Regions from separate parts of the Mus musculus genome. Here region 1 is linked to region 2. A link is a loop called in an ENCODE intact Hi-C map of the cell type or tissue named here. Cell type or tissue: gastrocnemius. All regions are shown on one strand. Each heading gives the region's core, and the rest is flanking DNA. Links, peaks and the distances in the headings are about the cores only.

Evidence for each region. Hi-C counts contacts between places; a loop is a spot of excess contacts. Peaks named below come from ENCODE experiments on the same cell type or tissue, not always from the same donor. Only the 100,000 strongest peaks of a DNase experiment are listed, where the experiment ranks them.
Region 1: a loop joins it to region 2, with 2.3 times the contacts of the local background. A loop is called at or near these places in 3 of 42 quality-filtered maps.

Annotation. Positions count from the first base shown.
Region 1 is chr17:46,046,375-46,056,805 of GRCm38, reverse strand. No RefSeq gene overlaps it. Among named protein-coding and RNA genes, the nearest start is that of Vegfa, 19 kb to the right of the region's middle. In gastrocnemius, for the core only: a CTCF peak has its summit at 8,429 (motif pointing right); no DNase peak of the experiment used is centred there; H3K27ac peaks cover 424 bases.
Region 2 is chr17:46,099,977-46,110,407 of GRCm38, reverse strand. No RefSeq gene overlaps it. Among named protein-coding and RNA genes, the nearest start is that of Mrps18a, 5.8 kb to the left of the region's middle. In gastrocnemius, for the core only: a CTCF peak has its summit at 5,885; a DNase peak (open chromatin) is centred at 5,777; H3K4me3 peaks cover 686 bases; H3K27ac peaks cover 2,607 bases.

The sequences.
Region 1 (10,431 bases), core at 1,002-9,001, 54 kb after region 2:
AGGAGAGTCCCTGGCACAAGCCACTTCTCCCTTCCTCTTACCCCCTTGCCCCTGGAGATCCCCTGCCTCCTGGTGGGGCCCAGAGGGCAGGTTCAGGGAACTGCTCAGCCCGGGGTGGGTCACATAGGGCTTCAGAGATCGGCTTCCTTAGCTTTACACTGGGGCTGGCATTTTAAGCCTTTGCCCTGCCTGGGCCAGCCGGAGGGCAGAGGGCAAGGCCAATGGGGGCATGTTTTGGCAGGTAAACACAGCCTAAGTTGGAAGAGGCTAGGCCGGCATTTGTGCTGGGTTTACAATTGGCTCCTAGTTAGCCCGGATGGCTGGTCGCCGAGTGACTGAAGCCAGCCAGCATGTTTCCATTGGCCTGAGGTTCCTGGAGAGGAGTGGGGCAATCCTCCCCTTCCCTTTCACCTCTATTCCCCCTGGGGGCTGCAGGGAATGGCTTCTCCCTGGGTTCTTCCTTCTCTAACGAGAAGGGCTTCAGTGGAGGCTCACAGTTTCCTTTGCTTCCATCAGCCCGGGTTTGGGGCTGGCTGTGCTAGGCTTGGGCTGTGGCAGAGCTCTGGGGAGGAAAGGGCCTCTTCCCCAGAAAACTCTCAGATTGATGGATGACACATGCTCTACACCCCGGTGCCCCCACAAACTTGAAATCCACAATACAGGTTCCATGTGTCACCCACTGTCAGTTGAAAAAGCATAGTTAGTTTGCCTAGATGGTATATTTTATCCAAACCAGATGCAGGCTGCCTAACTAAACTATGACACAGTGCCTTCTTGTTACTGGTTGCAAGGGACATCCTGATTTCAGAGATGTGGGAGAATGTGAAAAATGTGTGTCAGAGAATCGAACTAAAGTTAAAAACATTTTCATCAGCGTCTCTCTTGTACACATTCCTCCCTCCCTGCAGCCAATGCTGTTTACTTAGAACACTTGACGTTATTAGACGTGCAGAGCCAGCAATGCGGTTCCTGGTACATGAGGAACTTGGTTCATTGAATGTCAACTCTTAAGCAAAATTATTTACGCATATACATCTGTGTTTGTGTCCGCATATGCATACATGCATGTGAGTGCTCTTGAAGACTGGAGCTGTCGCACTGCCTGACATAGGGAATGGGAACCAAGCTCTGGCCCTCGGGAAGAGCAGCACGTGCTCTTAATTGCTGAGCCTCCCCTTCGCGTATGGATTCATGGCTACCACAGTTTTTGGTACATAGATTTCATATGCACATGAAAGTCTGTTGGTGTGTTACTTGTTTTGTTTTTGTTGTTGTTGTTTTGTTTTTGAGACAGGGTTTCTCTGTGTTGCCCTGGCTGTCCTGGAACTCACTTTGTAGACCAGGCTGGCCTCGAACTTAGAAATCTGCCTGCCTCTGCCTCCCAAGTGCTTGGATTAAAGGCATGCGCCACCATGCCACCATGCCCGGCATGTTTTTTGTTTTTTGTTTTTTTTTTTTAAATCATCAACCTGACACAAACCGGAATAGCATAGGAAGAGGAAATTTCAGGTGAAGAATTACTTCCATTGGATCGGCTGTGCTTGTGTGTGTGTGTGTGTGTGTGTGTGTGTGTGAGAGAGAGAGAGAGAGAGAGAGAGAGAGAGGCTGTCTTACCTGTTTTACTTTTTATTGTTTGTTAGAGGCAGGGTCTCTTCATATATACATAGTCCTGTCCAGGAACTCAATCTGTAGATCAGGCTGGCCTCGAACTCAAGAGACCTGCCTGCCTCTGCTTCCCCAGTGCTGGGCTTAACAGTGTGCTCCACCACACCTGGCTGACACTGTCGTGTGTTTCCTCTATGGTTTCTGCTTCAGCCTCCAGCCTCCGCTCCTGGCCTCCCTGGAAGCGGAAATGGGTTTTCCTCCTCAGATTGCTTTTGGTCAAGGTGTCCATGCACAGCAAGAGAGAGCACACAGAGACTGAGCCAGTTGTGAGTTGAGTCTTGCATCGTTCTGAGATCTTTGAGAACTTGAAGGGTTGGAGGTAGAGGGGTCAGGCAAGGACGGGAGACAGCTTGGAAACTCCAAAATGTACGTAAAACCTGTGGACCTTTGGAGATGCTAGGAGGGGGTGTGTAGAAAGGCAGGTTTTGGCCTCAGTTGCTAGTTAATTAACCAGCGTTCACCTACACCTGTCAAATCACTGCCTCTGAGTCCCCGCCTTCAGTGCCCCAGGTCAGGCTGGCCTTTCCTGTGAAGAGCACCCAGGCTTGGCTGTTCGAGATGGAATGTCAGAGAGACATTGGTCCTGGCTGAGAGACAGGGCCTTTTTTCTGTGGATCAGCTTGAACAGTAGGTGGCCGTCCCTCCTTGCTCGTTGCTTAGACCCCTCTCCTTTGCTGATCATCCCGACACACTATTGGAGAGCCAGGCTCTATGGTGGGCCACTGGGGTAGCCCTGCCCTTAGATCTTTCTTACCTACACCAGCAGGGAACAAAAAAAAAAAAAAGGCCTAGAATTTATGCCTCATTATCCAGAGTACATAGGATATAACATTCTCTCTCTCTCTCTCTCTCTCTCTCTCTCTCTCTCTCTCTCTCTCTCCTCTCATATACTAGGGATTACATATTGGGCCTTACTTATGCTAGACAAATGCTCTACCACGGAGTTACAACCTCAGCCCCCTTTTTAAAAATATGCTTTTTATTTTGAGATAGGGTCTAAGTCATCTAGACTGACCTTGAATTTGCTCTATAGCTCAGGCAAGCCTTGAACTTTTGATCTTCCTGCCTTAGCCTCCTGAGTACCTGAGTTGACAGGCCTGTGTCACCAGGTCTGGCCTGGGCTTCTCTCTTGCCTGTGATCCATACTTCCCTGGTCAGACCCTAGCTTTGGAAGGATAACTCACTTGTCTCTAAGGATACTGTGTCAGGTCTGTAGTTCCTAACCTGTACTACATGCTATTGAGGAGCCAGATGCTGTGATGGACCATGGAGTGGCCCTGCCCTAAGGGCTCTTTCAGTTGGCTGTGCTAAATGTCCTTAGCATCTTCCTTTTGCTTCAGCTGCAGCCTCTCTAGCGGGAACAGACTGTGATACCCCCTGAAGGACTTGTGCTGTGTGGTAAACTCATAGTGAGGGCCTTGCTCCTCCAACCCCAGACTTACAACACTGGCTAACCTTGTGCCCCTCCACGCACATACCAGGCAGACTTATGCCTGTTTATTGTTCAACTGCAGACCCCAGGGGCCCAGGGCTCTCCAACACCCAGAACTGAATTGTCCCGTCCCTGGCTTTCCAAGAACAGGCTCCATCAAACACACACAGTTGTGAAACCACCCTGCTGGGCTCTCCAAGGGAGGAGGCCATTTGTGGGCTGAGTGGGCTGCCAAGGGTCAGGCCCTGGACCTGGGTGTGCAGGGAGTCAGAGCTCCGGGCAGTCACCGCCCTGTGACCTGGGGGTGGGGAGTCAGGCTGTCTTCTTGCTCTCCCGTTTCTTTCCTTCACTCTTAACTTTCTTCTCTAGAGAGAAACAGACCACAGAGCTACAGATAGAAAAGGCTCTGGGGTCGGTGTCCCAGTGCAGATGAGAATGTTGGTCTCTTGATGGATGGCATTAGGTCAAGTTTGGGAGCCTGCTGATCACAGACCCTGTTCAGTCACACAGGTTACTCAAGGCCTCACACTGCTGGTTGAGGAGGAGGTCTTTGGACTGAGCAGCACAGGCCTTCTGTGGCTGCTGTCACTTTGGACAGCAACATGGTCACCAGGAAGAAACAGGACCCTCTCCTCCCTGTTCATGGCTTATCCATTCTCTAGGCAGGCCTTGCCTTGGGGTTTTGACCTTGGCCTGTCCACAGGTCTTGTCTTCTTTGCTCAGCCTTGGGCCTTCAGAATAGCCCCATGCCTCCGACCATCAGCCCTGCTTTGGGACGGCTTCCCTTACCTAGTTCAGACACTCCCATCCACTGCCTTTGTCCACCCTTTCAGGACCACTAGGGGCTTTGTTGTAGACGGTGAGTTCTAGCTGCTTTATGTGTCCCCCTCAGTGAGAGAGCAGCCTCCTCCCCTTTCTAGGTGGTGTCCCCCAGCAGATGAGGAGCACCTTGAAGAGAGGGAAGGCTCTCTTGTCAGAATAGGCTGCTTTGGGATTGCACATCTTTCTTGAGGCTTCCCTCTGCACAGTGGAGGTACCCCAAACATTGCACTACAGAGGTGTACCCCACACAGGTGTATGTGTAGATTCTCAGTCAGGGTTTGGTCCTGATTGCCCCAGCTTTCTAGTTCTCTCCTGGTCAGTGACACCAGGTTTTCTGAGTGAGGTGGTTGGGGGAGAGGGAACTAGGGATGAGGGAGGGAGATTGGAATGGCAGGAAGTAGTGTGATACCTCACTAGGAGTCCAAGCAAGGTCTTGAAGGCCAGGCCCCCATGCCCCGCCTCCTTGAGCATCCTCTTGGATATGAGGGGGGTCTGTGTGGGGAAAGCAGCCTCTGAGCTGAGACTAGACACTGTGGTGAGGCTGGTCACTCAGGCAGGGTGTGTGACATTTGGTCCTGCCTGGGGGAGGGGAGGGAGTGTCAGGAATATCCTGACTCAGCAGTTTCCCCCTCCCAACTCAGATGGGAAGTGGGGGAGGCTGACTTCTGAGAAGATGCAGATGGCAATACCACTCCCCAACCCCTCCCCCACCCCAGCCGTGCCCCCCCCCCGGGTTGTTTGGGGGAGGAGAGCTGGGGCACAGACAGCATTTTGGAAGCACTGAAGGCTCTCCAAAGATACTGGGGAGGCAGGGGAGTGAATGGTAGAGGGGGACACAAAGGAGTTGTTAGACACGTTAGACATGGTCAAAACCGAACATCAGTAACAAGGGAAGGGGCATCTGTCAAAGAAGAGGATTGCTCCTTTGTGAGAGTGCTGGGGACAGTGAGAGGATCTTTCATTTTGCCAGGGGGGATGGCCATGTTTGGGGAAGAAGGGGTTTAGAAAGGCAAGAGTCCCCGCACTTTTCTGGGACTCTGTTCCAGGCTTCATTAAGGCAGGGACAGCTTATAACATCTCTTAGTTGCCTGACAGCTTCTCCACAGGGCTGGGCACACACAGGCACTCTGCGTGAGCTGAAGTTTGAGAATGGGTAAATTATTTTTAAGAGCAGTCTTGTCATATCAGGTACCCCCACATTAAGCTCAGAGTCATAATCTCAACTATTTATTGCACAGCATACCTTCCAAGACTTGATAGGTATAGGCTTACGTAAGACTGACTTACATAAACTCAGCCCTGACTCAGGCTTGCCAGCAGCCCTGGCGAGTAGTGAGCGGGCACACACACGTGTCAGACTATGCTCCAGAGTAACCCTTGTCCACAGGCAGGGAGAGCTGATGACACCCTCGTTAGGCAAGTCTTCAAACTTTCCCCTCTTGACATAGCTGCCAGGCAGATACCTGCTTCATTTATCCTCTGATGCAAAAATGAGTCTAATTTATGTAAAAAATGGATGTACAGAAGACTTGCCAGGACTGAATACTCACGAGACCGTGAGTGTGTATATGCGTGTGTGTATGACAGATAGGCAACCATTGGCTGTGTTCAGGTTGAAATCCCCCCTCTTCTTCTGTGTACACACCCATGAATGCGGAGATCTGAGGACTGTGCCGATTGCTTTTCACCTTAGCTCTGAGCTAGGGTCACACCATGGGATCTGCTAGGATCACTCGCGGGATCTGGAGTTCCCTGTCTCGGATAGACGGACCTGGCCGGTTAGCTCTCAGAATCTTCCTCTCTCTGTCCGAATCCTCGGGGCTGGCATCACAGTCACGTGTCAGGGCAACCAGCTTTTCCATGGGTTCTGTGAATTGGACACAGGTCCTTATGCATTCGTGGTAAGCACTTTATGGATTGAGCAACCTTCCCAACCCTCTTTTCTTTTGGAGACACTTAGCCAAGGCTAATCAGCCTTGAACTCCTGACCCTCCGGCTCCCACCTGCAGAGAGCTGGGGTTATAGGTATACACCCCAGCAACAGTTTCAAGATTCCTGATGATCTGAAGCTAGAAAACCCTGTTTTTAACAGTAAACACCTTCAGAAAAGTCTAAAGAACAGTGATTACATGACAGGTAATCCACCACTGGGGACAATATCTGTGACGACAATGTCGGCTGAAGTCAGGCACAATTCGAAATGAAACTGCATATTATTAATCTCCATGGTACCGACCCAACTTTGCATGAACAATGCCAGAAGCACGCAGGCGCGTCTTTCACTCAACTGTGTGAGCCAAGAGTTCACTCCAGCGTCATAATTTAGAGGGTTCACTGGGGGGCTCGTCCCTTATCTAGGTGACATGACTTAACAGGAAGCATGGGGTGTTGGTGGGGCTGTGTGTGTGTGTGGGGGGGATGGTAGAACACAGTCATTCATTGGGAAGACTTGGAGGAAAGATGGGGGATAAGGCAGACAGAGCCATGCTACTCATTTCCGATATGTAGGTGCTGCAGGTCCATTTGAACAGAAAGTTATCATTTGCCCTAGAGTTCTACCTAAGACGGGCGCGGAGGCTGGAGAAGCAAGCAGAGGACACGTTGCTATCACACTGATCCAAAGCAAGGGGCTATGATTCTTAGAGCAGGGAACCCCAGGGCAGCTGGAGGCTCTTCTCCAGGCTGAAATCCCATTTGCTTTGATTACTGACCTATCTCCTCTTGCTTTTCTCTAGTCTCTTGCTGAGTCTAGAGCAGTTGCAGATCCCAGGGATCTTTCCCCTAAATTCCAAATTCGATGAGTTCCAGAAGAACTGTGGGCATTATGAGACATGGTATATAAGATCAGGACCTGGTGGTAGCAGAAATGGATGGCTGGGGCCCATTCTCACTCCCTGACCTCATTTCTCAGTGTGTGTGTATGGGGGGGGGTGGCCACACTGAGTCTCTGCAGAAGCCTCCGTGGGGCTCCTCTGAGGAAGCATTTTCGAGCAGTGAGGGCAGGAGCAGGGGGCAGGGGGCAGGATGCTTTTTAATTTCTTGTTAGTGATAACAGCTGGAGGACTGCAGCAATTAAGGAGGAAGACTCCCCCAGGATGCCAGAGAGCCCCACGCCCCCACCAGAGCTCTATACAGCTTCCTCCTTTCCTCCCTTTCCATCACCAGCCTCCCCTCTTGGGCCCCAGGAAGCTGTGGACTGCAGTTTGGAGGAAGAGAGGGACGTGAGCTGGTTCCCTCCTGGGACTTTAGGGGGGACCACAGTACAAACTAAGTAGGGGAAACTGGATCTGGAAACAACTTTCCACTTCTCTACCACCAAACCTCTTGGGGGCTGCTCCAGGCTTCTCTTTGGCACTGGTCTTGGAGCATTAAGGCCATGAAATTGATAAAAGTCAGGAGGTTATAGAAACTCACACCTGTAATCCCAGCATCAGAGACACCGAAAAGCAGGACCATTGTGAGGTCTAGGCTAAGTCGGGTTGCATACAGAGTCCCAGGCTAGTGTGGGTTGCAGTGTGAGGATCTATCTCAAAAACAATGGCTGCGCTGGGGACACGGTGGTGAAATAGATTAAGTGTTTGATGTGTGTGCATGAGGACCTGAGTTTAGATGCCCAGCATCAGTGTAAAGCAGAATGCAGAAGTATGCGTTTGTAAATGCAGTCCTGGGGCCAGTGTGTGTGCATTTCACACATACATGTGTAAGTGGACCCTGGAAGCCTCCTGACCATTCAGTCGAGGAGAAGTAGTAAGCTTCAGGCTCAGGGGAAAATGGCAGAAGAAGACAGCTGGCATCAATCTCTTGCCTCTGTATGCTCGCACACAGGGTGCACCACGGATGGATCTGCTGGCTGATCCTGTGATTTTCATCATATGCAAAAGGTGGGAGAGGGAGCAACCAAGTATCGTCACCAGGATGGAGCACAGGCACTTGGGAAATGGTGGCAGGAGAGACAGAAGTCTGATGGGGCTGTGCTCGGCTTAGAAAGTGAGTCCATGCCATCCTGCTGCATCTGCACACTGCCATGGTTGACAAAGGCTGAGGCAGGAATGCAATGCCAGCTTGAGCTACATAGAGAGACCAAATTAGAGTGTAGAATGCAATCATCTCGTTCTCTCCTCTTTTGCCTTCTCTTCCTTCTGCTCATCTTTTGTTTGTTTGTTTGTTTGTTTTTGTTTTTGTTTTTCGAGACAGGGTTTCTCTGTATAGCCCTGGCTGTTTTGGAACTCACTTTGTAGACCAGGCTGGCCTCGAACTCAGAAATCCGCCTGCCTCTGCCTCCCAAGTGCTGGGATTAAAGGCGTGCACCACAACGCCCGGCTCCCTTCTGCTCACCTTTCTCTTCCCTTCCCTTCTGTCTTTCCTTATGCCCTCCTTCCCCCTCTCCTCCTTTCTTTCTCTCTCTTCTCCTTTTTTCTCTTTGAAAAATAGTTTTTATTTTATTTTGTGTGTGTGTGTGCATGCTATGTGCACTGTGTGTGTGCAGTACCTATGGAGGCCAGAAGAGGGCATCATAGTTCCTAGAACTGGGTTTTCAGATGGTCGTGAGTCATTATGTGAGTGTGGAACCCAAACTCTGGTCTTCTGAACTACTGAGTCATAGCCAGCCCTCTTTCTACATGGTCTCACTACGTAGCCTTGGTTGGTTCCACACTCTTGGCTCTGCTTTGACTGTCTGAGTTCTGGATTATAAGCTGATGCTTCCACATGTGACATGAGATTTGAGTTTTGCTTAAAGAACTTACTCGAATATCAGCAGTCCTTCATGACCTCCAGAAGCTGGGCAAGCAACTTGCCTATGGTCAAAAATGTTTACCTCTTTGTGGGCTACTTGCTGGATGTCTGTCTATGAAGAGGGCTCTTACAGACATGTGGACCATTATGGAAGCTTTTTAGCTATGGGGGAAGATATAAAAACAAAACTCACTTTTAAAAAAATTCGTAAATGAGGCTGAAGAGATGGCTCTGGGGTTGGAGGCACGTTTGTTCATTTTCACAGGCTCAGAGCTCAGGTTCCAGCACCCATAGCATGTGGCTCACGACTGCCTGTGACTCCAGCTCCAGGAACCTCCTCCGGTACCTGTACACATGTGGTAGCCACACATTACAGACACATAAATCGAACTAAAAAAATCTCTTTAAAATTACAGGTGTCTGTGACTTCTCACATAGGGTCTTTTGGTTTCTGTTTTGAAACAGTTGAATCTGATCTCAGGCCATGTAACTGTTCTGTGGGCCAGAAGTCTGGCACCCTGTGATGGGGCTTTCTGATCAGGGAGGGTCTCGCAGGTTGATATCGAAGTGTGGCCTGGACAGACTTTTTGTCTGGAGGTTCTATGAGGCCACCCATTTTTGAGTTTCCCTTCCTGCCTCCTGGTCTGGGGATTGAACCCAGGCCTGGCTGGTAGTAGGTGGGTTCCCTACCACTGGGCTTCAGCTCCAGCCTGCAAGCTTGCTCTTCTTTGTGGCTGGTGTCCTCTGTGACGGCAGCTGGAACTGTTTTTCCTACTGCTCCCATCCAGGGCTACCTGCGGCTCCTAAAGGCTATCTACACCTCCACCACATAGCCCTTCTATCTAGAAGCCAGCAGGGCAGTTGCACCCTGTCAGATTCCCTGCTTCTAACCTCCTCTTCTTTAAACAGCCAAGATGATATCGGTGGAGACAGCCTCCCTGCCCCCCGCCCCCAGTCTCACATAGAGTCCTAGCCAGCTTAGAAAGCCAGTAGTCCTTGGATCTGCCTGCCTCTGCTTCTGGAGTACTGGGGTTAAAGACAAGTGCCACCATTCCTGCTCACGGTTACTCAACTGTACCAAATAAAACAAACATAACCTCAGGGGTGAATCTATCAAAATTAGAGCCCCGTGAAAATAAAAATGGGTGCTGTCTGGGGTAGATCTTGAAGGACATCTTAGACTCTACCTGCCATGCTTAGAACCAAATGTCAAGTTTCACAGCAGGCCCACGAGACTTGTCTGACTTCAATCCCTCACTGCTCTCCTTAGTCATTTAGACATTCTTTGCAAAACGTTTTTTGTTTTTTTTTGTTTTTTTTTTTTAGGGGCTGGAGAGATGGCTCTGCAGTTAAGAGCACTGACTGCTTTCCCAGAGGTCTTGAGTTCAATTCCCCAGGCCTCAGGAACTACATGGCGGCTTACAACCATCTGTAATGGGATCCAATGTCCTCTCCTGGTGTGTCTGAAGACAGTGACAGTATACAGTGTACTTACATAAAACACACAAATAAATCTTTAAAAAAGTTTTTTTTTTTTTTAATTTTCGATGATGGGTTTGTTTATGTGTCTGTGTCAGGGTGCGTGCACACACATGACTGCAGTCTTCTGAAGCCAGAGGACGGCTTGAGTTATAGGTGCTTCCAAGCTATCCAGTGTGGGTACTGGGGACCGAACTCAGGTCCTCTGCAGGAGCGGTGCAGGCTCTTAATCCCAGAGCCGTCTCTCCAACCTTGAAGAAGGAGAAAGAGAAGGAAGGAGGAAAGAGGGAGGAGGGAGA
Region 2 (10,431 bases), core at 1,014-9,013:
TTATATACACTTCCCTGATTTCTTGCAGGGTTTGGAATTATAGAATGCTTTGGTCAGGAGACAGGATTCCTACAAATGACTTTGGTCAGTCCGCCAGTGCAGAGAGGAATGCGAAGCTGGGCCACCCTAGTCACCCTTGTGGCTGCATCCTGGGAAGCCCAGGGCATCCCTAGTTCTTTATGAATGGAAACAACACCGCTCCCCCCTCCCCCCCTATAAAGAGTCACTGCCAGCGTTTCCCACATTGGCACCTCTTTTGTCCTTCACTGTTTTGGAATGAACAGACCTCTCTGCGGAGAAAAGGCTTTAGCCTCTTTTTCGGTCTTCTGTCTCCCTACACTGCCTAAGAGATCTAACATTTGGTGTCAAAGCCCGGGTTGCTGCACCACCATTATGCTAGGTTATTTAAAGGCAGCTGTAGAGAGACAGAAAGAGAGGCTCAGTTTGTCCTTAGCAGGGACAATGCTTATTCTCAGCAAGGGAAGATGGGCAACAGCCCCTTACAGGAGTAGAAATGACTTCGTAGTCTGAAAGGGAAGCTGAGAGATGTGGCCTTTCAGCTGGAAACAATCAGTTAGCCCATGCATCATAAAAGGGAGCTCACTCAGTTGGGGGTGATGTAGTGGATTCTGACCCATTAAGTTCTTCCCATGGATGTACACCTTGTGTGAGCATCCATGGGCGGTCATGCCTGATCTCTCCCCCTACAGAGACCCTGACGAGACATAGAAGAAAGAGCACGCAGCCAATGAAAAGGCTGTGGAAAGGAGGAACTGAAGGATGTATGGGTCACCCTGGCTCCTGGGTTCACTGCTGCTCCACCAGAGGTGGCAGACTGAGGGGTGTGCATGTCCTCCTTGTGCCTGTCCAGCAGTTTCCTACTGAAGGCTGGAGAGCCCGGCCAGCACTGGGTTCCCACTGCTCAGGCCACTGAATGGGCTGGAACTGAACTGAGTGTTTCTGGGCTGTTCTGCTTAAATCAAATGGCAAGAAGCTAGAGGAAAAAGACAGTTTCTAAAACGAACGAACGAATGAATGAATGAATGAAGAAAATGGTAAATGATATTTTCAAAACCAGCTTTCATTTTCTATAAAGACAGGTTAAAAGAAAACAGGTAACCTGGTCATAGTAGAAAAAAAATGAAGGAAAAAGGAATAAATACAACAGAGAATCCTGAGGTGAGCACCAATTATCTTGAACAAGGAAATCACCACGGTTCATGTTTATTCATTCATTCATGCTCTTTGTTGTGAGCCATCTTGTTTTTCTGAGCCTGTTTATTATTAGCTCCTACATGACAAAACAATTTTGTGCCACCATATTTTGCTCAAGAGGTTCTAACTAACTAACTAGCTAGCTAGCTAGCTAGCTAGCTACAGGGTTTTACTGGCCGTCCTAAAACTTGCTATATAGACCAGGCTAGCCTCCCAAAGGCTGAGATTAAAAGTGTGCATGTGTCTTCAAAAATTTCTTTAAACACACACACACAACCTATTTTTAAAATTAAAGAATTAAGCATGTAAGTAAAGTACACCAATCTTCAGTGGACAGCTTGATGAATTTCCATAGAATAAGTCTATTTTCCATGCTAACAAGTAGAACACAGTCAACACTCTAGGACACTAAGTTGTACATCCTCCCAGTCACTCCTCCCAAGGATAGCTATTTTCTCAATCTTTGGCACCACAAACAACATTTTCCTGATTTGACCTTTATAAAGTATTTTCTTAGAATGCATATCATTTTAAATATCCTTTTCTCTGTTTGGATCATCCCCACGTGGGACCATTACACATAGTGCTGGGACAAGCATGCCTTTTGGCAAACCTCACAGAGAGCAAACTTTCTGGCATATTCTAGTGATGGAGCTGTTAGGGTACACATATGTTCAGCTGTGGTAGAACGTGCCTGGAAGCTTCCTATGGCGACTGCACCAGTTTATTCCGGTACTGGCTCTATGTGGGAACTCCAGTTGCTCCAAAACCTTGTCAATGTTTGATTTTTTTTTCTTTTGTAGATTTCATCTGTCCCTCTGGTTAGTATATAGCCAGAGTTCATTGAGGATTTCTTCTACATTCATATGATGTCTAATGAGAATAGCTTTTCATATGTTTATAAACCATGTAGATATCCTATTTTGTAAGTTATCTATTCAGGATTTGTGCTCATTTTACATTTATATGTTTTTTGGATACATTGGTATTAAATACATATATTTAAAATTTATTTTCATTTTATGTGTATGAATGTTTTTGCCTGCACATATGTATGTGCACCATGTGTGTGCCCGGTGCCTGCAGAAGCCAGAAGGTATATGATCCCCTGGAACTGGAGTTAGAGATGACTGAGTTACCACATGGATACTGGGAACCAAACTCTAGATGTTGGTAAGAGCAGAAAGTGCTCTTAACCACACGGCCATCTTTCTAGCCCCCTGGTCGCTTTTTCTTTTCTTTCTTTCTTTCTTTCTTTCTTTTTTTTTTTTTTTTTTTTTTGGTTTTTCAAGACAGGGTTTCTCTGTGTGACTCTGGCTGTCCTGAAACTCACTCTCTCACTCTGTAGACCAGGCTGGCCTCGAACTCAGAAATCTGCCTGCCTCTGCCTCCCAAGTGCCGGGATTAAAGGCGTGTGCCACCACCCACCCAGCTTGTTTCCTTACCTCTCTTTTAAGGTCATGAAAATAATCTCCTATGTTTTCTTGCAAAGCCTTTATAATTAGATCTTCAATTCATCTGGAATTGTTTTGCCGTGTGGTCTGAGATTCATTTTCTGGGCCACCAAGGTGGTTTAATGGGTAAAAGAGCTTGTCACATGTCCTGGTTGGCTTTCTGCTGCTGTGATAAACACCAGGACTAAAAGCAACTTGAGGAGGAAGGGACTTGTTTTACAGTTTGCAGAGAGAAGTCTAGGTAGGAGCCCAAGCGGGAACTGAAGCAGTCTGTTGGGGGGAGGCTGTTTACCGGCTTGTTTTCTGTTCAGGTTGACGGTAGCCATTGCAGCACATTGCAAACCTGATGACCTCACTTCAATCCCTGGAAACCACATAAAGATAGGAGTGAACCAACTTTTAAAAGGTGTCCTCTGATCCCCACGCTTACTGTGACACATGCTTGTGTGCATGTGTACTCTTCTCTATTGCTTGTGTATACACACACACACACCCCTTCATCATCATAAGTAAAATAAAAATATTTAAAACACTCACTTTCTACCATAGTAGTGTCTTACTGACCTAACACCATTTAGAAAAAAAACTACCATAGACCGAGGCATGAGGAGCCCACTCTCCCTTCCCTGTTCTTTAGCCATTCTGTTTTCTGGAATCTCTATCTGGTCACATTGACCTCAATTTTGTCATCTACTTATCTATTTATTGAGGCAGAGTTTCACCGAGTCCAGGCTAACATGGACTTTGCTACATAGATCAGGCTGGATTTGAACTCATAAACATTCTAGCTCTGCTTCCTAACTGCTAGGATTATAGGTATGTGCCAACTGCCTCTCTTTGATTCCATTTTTAAAAAATACTTTAAAAAATTTTTATTTATTTTACGTATATGAGTACACTGTAGCCATCTTCAGACACACCAGAAGAAGGCATCTGATTTACATTACAGGTGGTTGTGAGCCACCATGTGGTTACTGGGATTTGAACTCGGGACCTCTAGAAGAGCAGTCATTGCTCTTAACCACTGAGCCATCTCTCCAGCCCCTAAAATTATATTTTTTCCAGACAGGGTTTCTCTATGTAGCCCTGGCTGTCTTGGAACTCACTCTGTAGACCAGCTTGGCCTCCAACTCACAGAGATCCACTTGCCTTTGTGTCTCACATGCCACCACCACTCTGCTTCTTTGATGACATTTTTAATGGATATGTACTATGTCATTGTCTGGAAATTTCTATAACGTACCGGAGGTTTTTGGCTTACTTTCAACTCAAACCAACTCTCTTTTCTCCCCCCTCCCTCTCCCTTTTTGACAGAATCTTGCTATTTTGGCCAGACTGGTATTAAATTCATTAATTAGCCCATGCTGGTCTCAAACTTGTGTCTCCTGGGATGACAAGATACCATGCCTGACTTAATTCAAACTTATTTTCTAAGGTCTATCTTCTCACTCTAAACACAACCTTTCCTATCCATCAGTTAGTCTACTATACGTCGTTCTTAGTTGGGGATGCAGGGATGTTTTGTTGACTACACAGCTGCGCTGTCTGTGGAATCAAAGACAGGAAGGGTTTTCTTCTACAGGCTGAAAAATGGTAGCTCCCATCCAAGAACGGAATTTTTTCATGAGTCAGAATTTCTGGGACTGTTGGCAAAGGCACCTGTATGCACAGGGGAACTATTTTCTCCTCGTCCTTGTCCTCCTCTTTCTCCTCGTCCTCCTCCTCCTTCTCCTCCTCTTCTTTTTCCCTATGTTCCTATGTTCCTGGCCTCAAACTCACTATATAATCCAGGCTGGCCTTGAACTCACAGAGATCTGCCTGCTTTTTGTCTCCCGAGCTGTGGGATTAAAATCATGTGCTAGCACATCTGGGTAACTCTTTTTTTTTTTTTTTTTTTTTAAAGATTTATTTATTATTATATGTAAGTACACTGTAGCTGTCTTCAGACAGACCAGAAGAGGGCATCAGATCTCGTTACAGATGGTTGTGAGCCACCATGTGGTTGCTGGGATTTGAACTCCGGACCTTCGGAAGAGCAGTCGGGTGCTCTTACCCACTGAGCCATCTCACCAGCCCCTGGGTAACTCTTTCCAATTGTCATAGTACTCCTGGGACTCACAGAGCAGCCGTGACTCTATATGCACATATTCAAGAGGACTGAGGTTGCAGAACCTCTGCTGACACTTGACACAACTGGCCCAGAGCATCTCTCCCAATCCCCACCCAGGGAGACATTTCTTCTTCCTCTCACACTTCTCCCTGAACTCAGCCTCTTCACTCTGGAGATAATCTAAAGGTTTAAAATCCTGTGCATGTGTGCACATCCACGTGTGGATGCGTGTACATGAGCACAGGCCCCTGAAGAGGCCAGAAGAGAGTGCACATCCCCCAAGAGCTGGGACTATAGGTAGTTATGAGTCACCTGATTTGGATTCTGGGGATTCAAACTCAGGTCCCTTGCAAGAGCAGAATGCTCTCTTAATAACTGGGCCAACTCTCTTGCTCTCTGGAGGTCATCTAAATCTCGGGTAAACCTTCCCAAGGAAGATTTTGGGGACCCATCCATGGTAGATAAACTGGGATGTGTTCATTTTTGCCAATGAAAACTTGAATTTGTGACAGAACTGAGCTGATTGCTGCCACCAAACCAGAACACAGTCTCAGCTGAGAGGGGAAGAGCTGGGCAACCAGGGGTTGCCAGCTGTGCCATCAGGGAAGGAAGTTCGGTCCGGCTACGGATAGATGGGTTAGTCTGGCCTTCCTCCCACTTCACCCAAGAAGAGGGGTCAGAGCCAACAGTCACACAATTGTGACCCTGGCAAGGAAGACACAGGAAAAGGGCGGGAAGACGGAGCACCGATCTGGTACTGATACCCTGGTGGGAGCAGACTGTGAGGGAACGCAGGGGAAAGGACTGCCCAGCAGTGACAGTCCTGTTTGCTTTCTCCTAATTAATGTGGTTTCCTTACAACCCCCCTGCCAATTCCCAGCTGGTCGACTCAACCATAACAACACGTGGCCTGCCCGGCCCAGGCCAGGAACTGAGATTGGCGCCTCCCAAGGAGGGTCTAGTTTCACCCTCAGCCGGGCTGCCCTTCCGTTCACTGGTTTTGTGCAGGGGAGGGACAGGACTGCACCTCAAGCTGTGGAGACAGCTGGACTGGGGGAACAGCCAGGACCTGGCTGCCACGGGCTCGCCTGGCTGCATGTTCCCACGGCCCTTCATAGAGGCCAGCGGCCTCCTGATGGAGCTGCAGCCTCTCAATCAAGTGCTAGTGTGGAGAACTCATTCAAAGAGCCCTTACTTGGTCGCGCACAACAGCGATGACGAGAGGGGACACATACAAAAGGAGGAGGACTAATGGACCTCTCTTTGTCCAGACAAAATGTACGAGTGTGTTTGTCCCTCTAGGGATCTGGAAACGGCTAGGTTCTGTCTAGAGTCCTGGTGACATCACCCTCTTCTCCTGAGGGTTTCTGTTGCTTCCTTCTTTGGACTGCTCTGACTCTTTTGGAAACATTATTTTCATCCATTCTCCCATCTTCTTCAGTGGGCATCCAGCAAGCAGGTACTATATGCTGTCTGTGGAGTTGACACTTTTTTCTGATTTAAAATTTTTTAAATTAATTATTTTTTATTTAATTAAAAAATTTTTTTTGAGACAGAATTTCTCTAAGTAGGTCTGGCTGTCCTGGAACTTTCTATGTAGGCATGTAGTTCAGGCTAGCCTCAAACTCAGAGAGATCTTCCTGCCTCTGCCTCCCAAGGGCTGGGATTAAAAGGATGAGCCACCACACCTAGATGCTAATTAATTAATTAATTACTTTTGAGACCTTGTCTCAGGAACCCAGATTACCTCAACTTAGTAGCTGAGGATAAGTTTGAATTTTCGATCCTTCTGCCTCCAACTCACGCGTCTGGGCTTGGAGGTCTGTGCCAGCCACCATATCTGTTACTTTAAGCTTTAGGGGCTAACATTTTCTTTTGAGATGAGGTCTCCTCTGCCTCAGGCTGGTCTCAGTCTTGCTATCATCCACCCAGTCTTAGCCTCCTGCGTGCAGAAGTTACAGGTGTGTGCTTAATGGTTTGTTGTTGTTGTTACCGTGAAATCGGACAAGATCCATGCAGCTCAAACACACTGTCTGATGGGTTCTTTAAAAAGTGAAAAGGGCTAATTTCTGTGCTAGGATATTCGGCTCCGCTGCCCCAACAAGGAAAACAAGCACAGACACTTGGAAGCAGTGAGCTGCAACCCCAGGCCGTGTGTTTCTTGTTGCCTTGGCAATTATCAAAAGCAATCTAGGTTGGGAGGCAGTGGATGGTGGATCTCTGAGAGTTCAATGCTAGCCTGGGAGAGAGAGAGAGAGAGAGAGAGAGAGAGAGAGAGAGAGAGAGAGAGAGAGAGATTAATGTTTATGCTTAGCTCATTTCTCTTTTCTTTATTGAGTTGAGAACCCCAGCCCAAGAGATGGCCCCACCTACCTTCAGTGTGTGGGTCTTCCCAATTAAAATTTCTCTAGAAATGCCCTCATAAATATGTCCAGAGATGCATCTCCAAGGTGTTTTTTGTTTTTTTGTTTTTTGTTTTTTTAAATCTAATCACATTGACAATGAAGATTGGTCATCACAGGGACACTCAAAAATCCCTAAAGCTTTGGGGAAAGCCAGGCTGGAGGCCCCATCCAAGGTGGCTTGCCCAAGCGAAGGAGGTCAATAGTGAGTGGCCTTTGAGAGTTTTCTCATGCAGGGCCAGAATCCAAGCCCAGTGAGAGGCTTATCCTGCGGTTAGAGACAATGAGGACAGCTCAGCTCAGCTCCCTTGAAGTCTAAACAAGTCTGTGCTGGATATGTCTTCAACTCCCTGGATGCTCTTTCTGAAAAGGCCACGTCCCTTGCAGGCCGAATGAGTCGTCACATTCTTCTCTCCTGTTACCCAGATGGAATTCTTTTCTTCTAGATTTACTTTCTGTGCACGTGCATGCATGTGGTGTCTGAAGAGGCCAGAAGAGGGCTTTGGATCCCCTGGAGCTGGAGTTACAGGCTGCCTAATACGCGTGCTGAGAGCTAACCCTGGGTCCTCTTCCATGCTGGGCCTTCTCTCTGGCATCTGAGGTCCCCTTCCCCTGACCCATGCATTTCTTCAAAGAATTATTTTATTTAATTTTGATTTATATTTATGCTCTGTGAACATGTGCTTGACTGTCAATACATGCCTGGTCAGAAGAGGGTATTGGATCTCCTGAAATGAGTTATGGATGCTCGTGAGCCATCTTGTGGGTGCTGGGACTAGAACCTGGGTCCTCTGGAAGAGTAAAAAACAAAGGCTCTCAGCCCCTGAGCCGTTTCTGCATCCCTCCCCCCCCCCCCCCACTGTAGTTCCTGTATAAGGAAAAAGGCTCTATCTGACATCTGACGGCATTTAGAATTAATGGTCGCCCTTCCCTGAATCGGTCCGACATGGCTCACCAGGCAGATGCTGTCTCTTGTATGCACAAGGAGAAATACACAACAACTGAAGAGCTGAAAATCAGCCTCTGTCCTAACCAGCTGGTAACATGAGGCAGATGCGCCTGACCTCCGGGCCTGTTCCTCCGTCTGTAAAGAGCCCCATCTGGTTCTAGTCAGGTTCTGTTACCGCTTCATGTCTTTGCAGCCTGGGATGACAGGGTCAGCATATTCTGCATGCAGGAGCTGGATAGCGAGGCTTAGTTCCCAGAGCTTCGGGGGCTGACTTCATATTGGACAAGCACATGAAACTGGCAGGCTTGAGAGCTCTAGAGTTGCCCCTGAGCAGCTGGACCAGTCTAGGCCAGTCCATTAGCCTTGCTGAGCCTCAGTCTCTGTTCCTGCAAGATATGCTGTCCCGGGAGTTACCTGCTAGGACGGATGTGAACGAGCCCTCTGGTGACAGATGTGATGGAAGCTCTGCTGAGAGGCCTGGTCTGAATCTCAAGGGACCATAGTCCTCACCATTCCTGGGGCAGTGGGTTACTGTGGGCCTCATCGGAAATCTAGGGCATATAGGTTAGGGATGAGCATCCAGGAGCTGGAGAGACTGTCTTAGGAGCCTGCTGGTGAATGCTACTGTTTCTAAGAACCTCAGGGCTCTTGGAAGGCCTGACAGGAGACACAGGTCTCACAGTAGTGGGAAGAGGGAGGAGACTGAGGAGGCCCAGGGAGTTCTGTGGCTGAGGTATGTGCTTTCACATTTCTGTCTGCCCATGGGATCTGGGGCTTAACCTCAGACCGCCGTGGATACCAGTAACACCATCTTCAGAGAAAAATGCTCAGTACTGGTTGTCTCCAATTTTATGATCTGGTCACCAGGGAACCAAAGTATGACATCCTTCTTTTGTGCTTTCGCCACTGTGCAGGGATAGGCACAGAGAGGACAGACTAGGATCTGGGGGACAGTGCCCTCACCTCCTAAGGTCACTGCAAAAGCCAGTATAACCTGGGGAGATGGGTTTTGGTGGGGAATGGGAGGGGTAACAGTGGGAATGTGGGTATTGTGGGCAGCTGCTGAATGACCAGGACCAAGATAGGGCCAGTCGCAACCCTGAGCTGCCCTTCCTGTCTGTGGAAATGGGGTAGGCTGTGAAAGTCAAGGTATTAATATTTTTAAGCTTCTTTTTATGTATATGCATATAGCTGGAGCTACAGACAGCTGTCAGACACCATGTGGGCGCTGGAACCCAGGTCTTCTGCCACGGCAGCACGGGGTCTAACTAATGTGCCACCTTGCCAATCTCCAAGGACATTAATGGTAAATAATAATAAGTAATAATAACAAAACTAGGGTTTTGTCTGGGATGCAATATGTGTGTGTGTGTGTGTGTGTGTGTGTGTGTGTGTGTGTCTGGGATGTGGTGTGTATGTGTGTATGTGTGTATGTGTTTGTGTCTGGGATGTGGTGTGTATGTGTTTGTGTCTGGGATGTGGTGTGTGTGTGTTTGTGTCTGGGATGTGGTGTGTGTGTGTTTGTGTCTGGGAAGTGGTGTGTGTGTGTGTGTCTTAGTCTGGGATGTGATTGTGTGTATCTGTGTGGTTTTGTCTGGGGTGTGATGTGTGTGTGGTTGTGTCTGGGATGTGGTGTGTATGTGTGTGTTTGTGTCTGGGATGTGGTGTGTGTGTTTGTGTCTTGGTCTGGGATGTGATTGTGTGTATCTGTGTGGTTTTGTCTGGGATGTGATGTGTGTGTGGTTGTGTCTGGGATGTGCTGTGTGTATGTGTGGTTGTGTCTGGGATGTGGTGTGTATGTGTGTGTGTGTGTGTGTGTGTTTGTGTCTGGGATGTGGTGTGTGTGTGTTTGTGTCTGGGATGTGGTGTGTGTGTGTTTGTGTCTGGGATGTGGTGTATATGTGTGTGTGTGTTTGTGTCTGGGATGTGGTGTGTGTGTGTTTGTGTCTGGGATGTGGTGTATATGTGTGTGTGTGTGTTTGTGTCTGGGATGTGGTGTGTGTGTGTTTGTGTCTGGGAAGTGGTGTGTGTGTGTCTTGGTCTGGGATGTGATTGTGTGTATCTGTGTGGTTTTGTCTGGGATGTAATGTGTGTGTGGTTGTGTCTGGGATGTAAGTGTGTGTGTGTTTGTGTCTGGGATGTGCTATGTGTGTGTGTGTACATGAGGGGGAGAACAGGCTAATAAAACTGTCATAACTCCATGTTTGGAAGGATGCCACCTTTCCCTTCTCTTCAGTCTCTTCTTTGACTCCAGGACAGTTTTCATTACTAAGAGCTGACAGTCATGGACATGGGAACCCA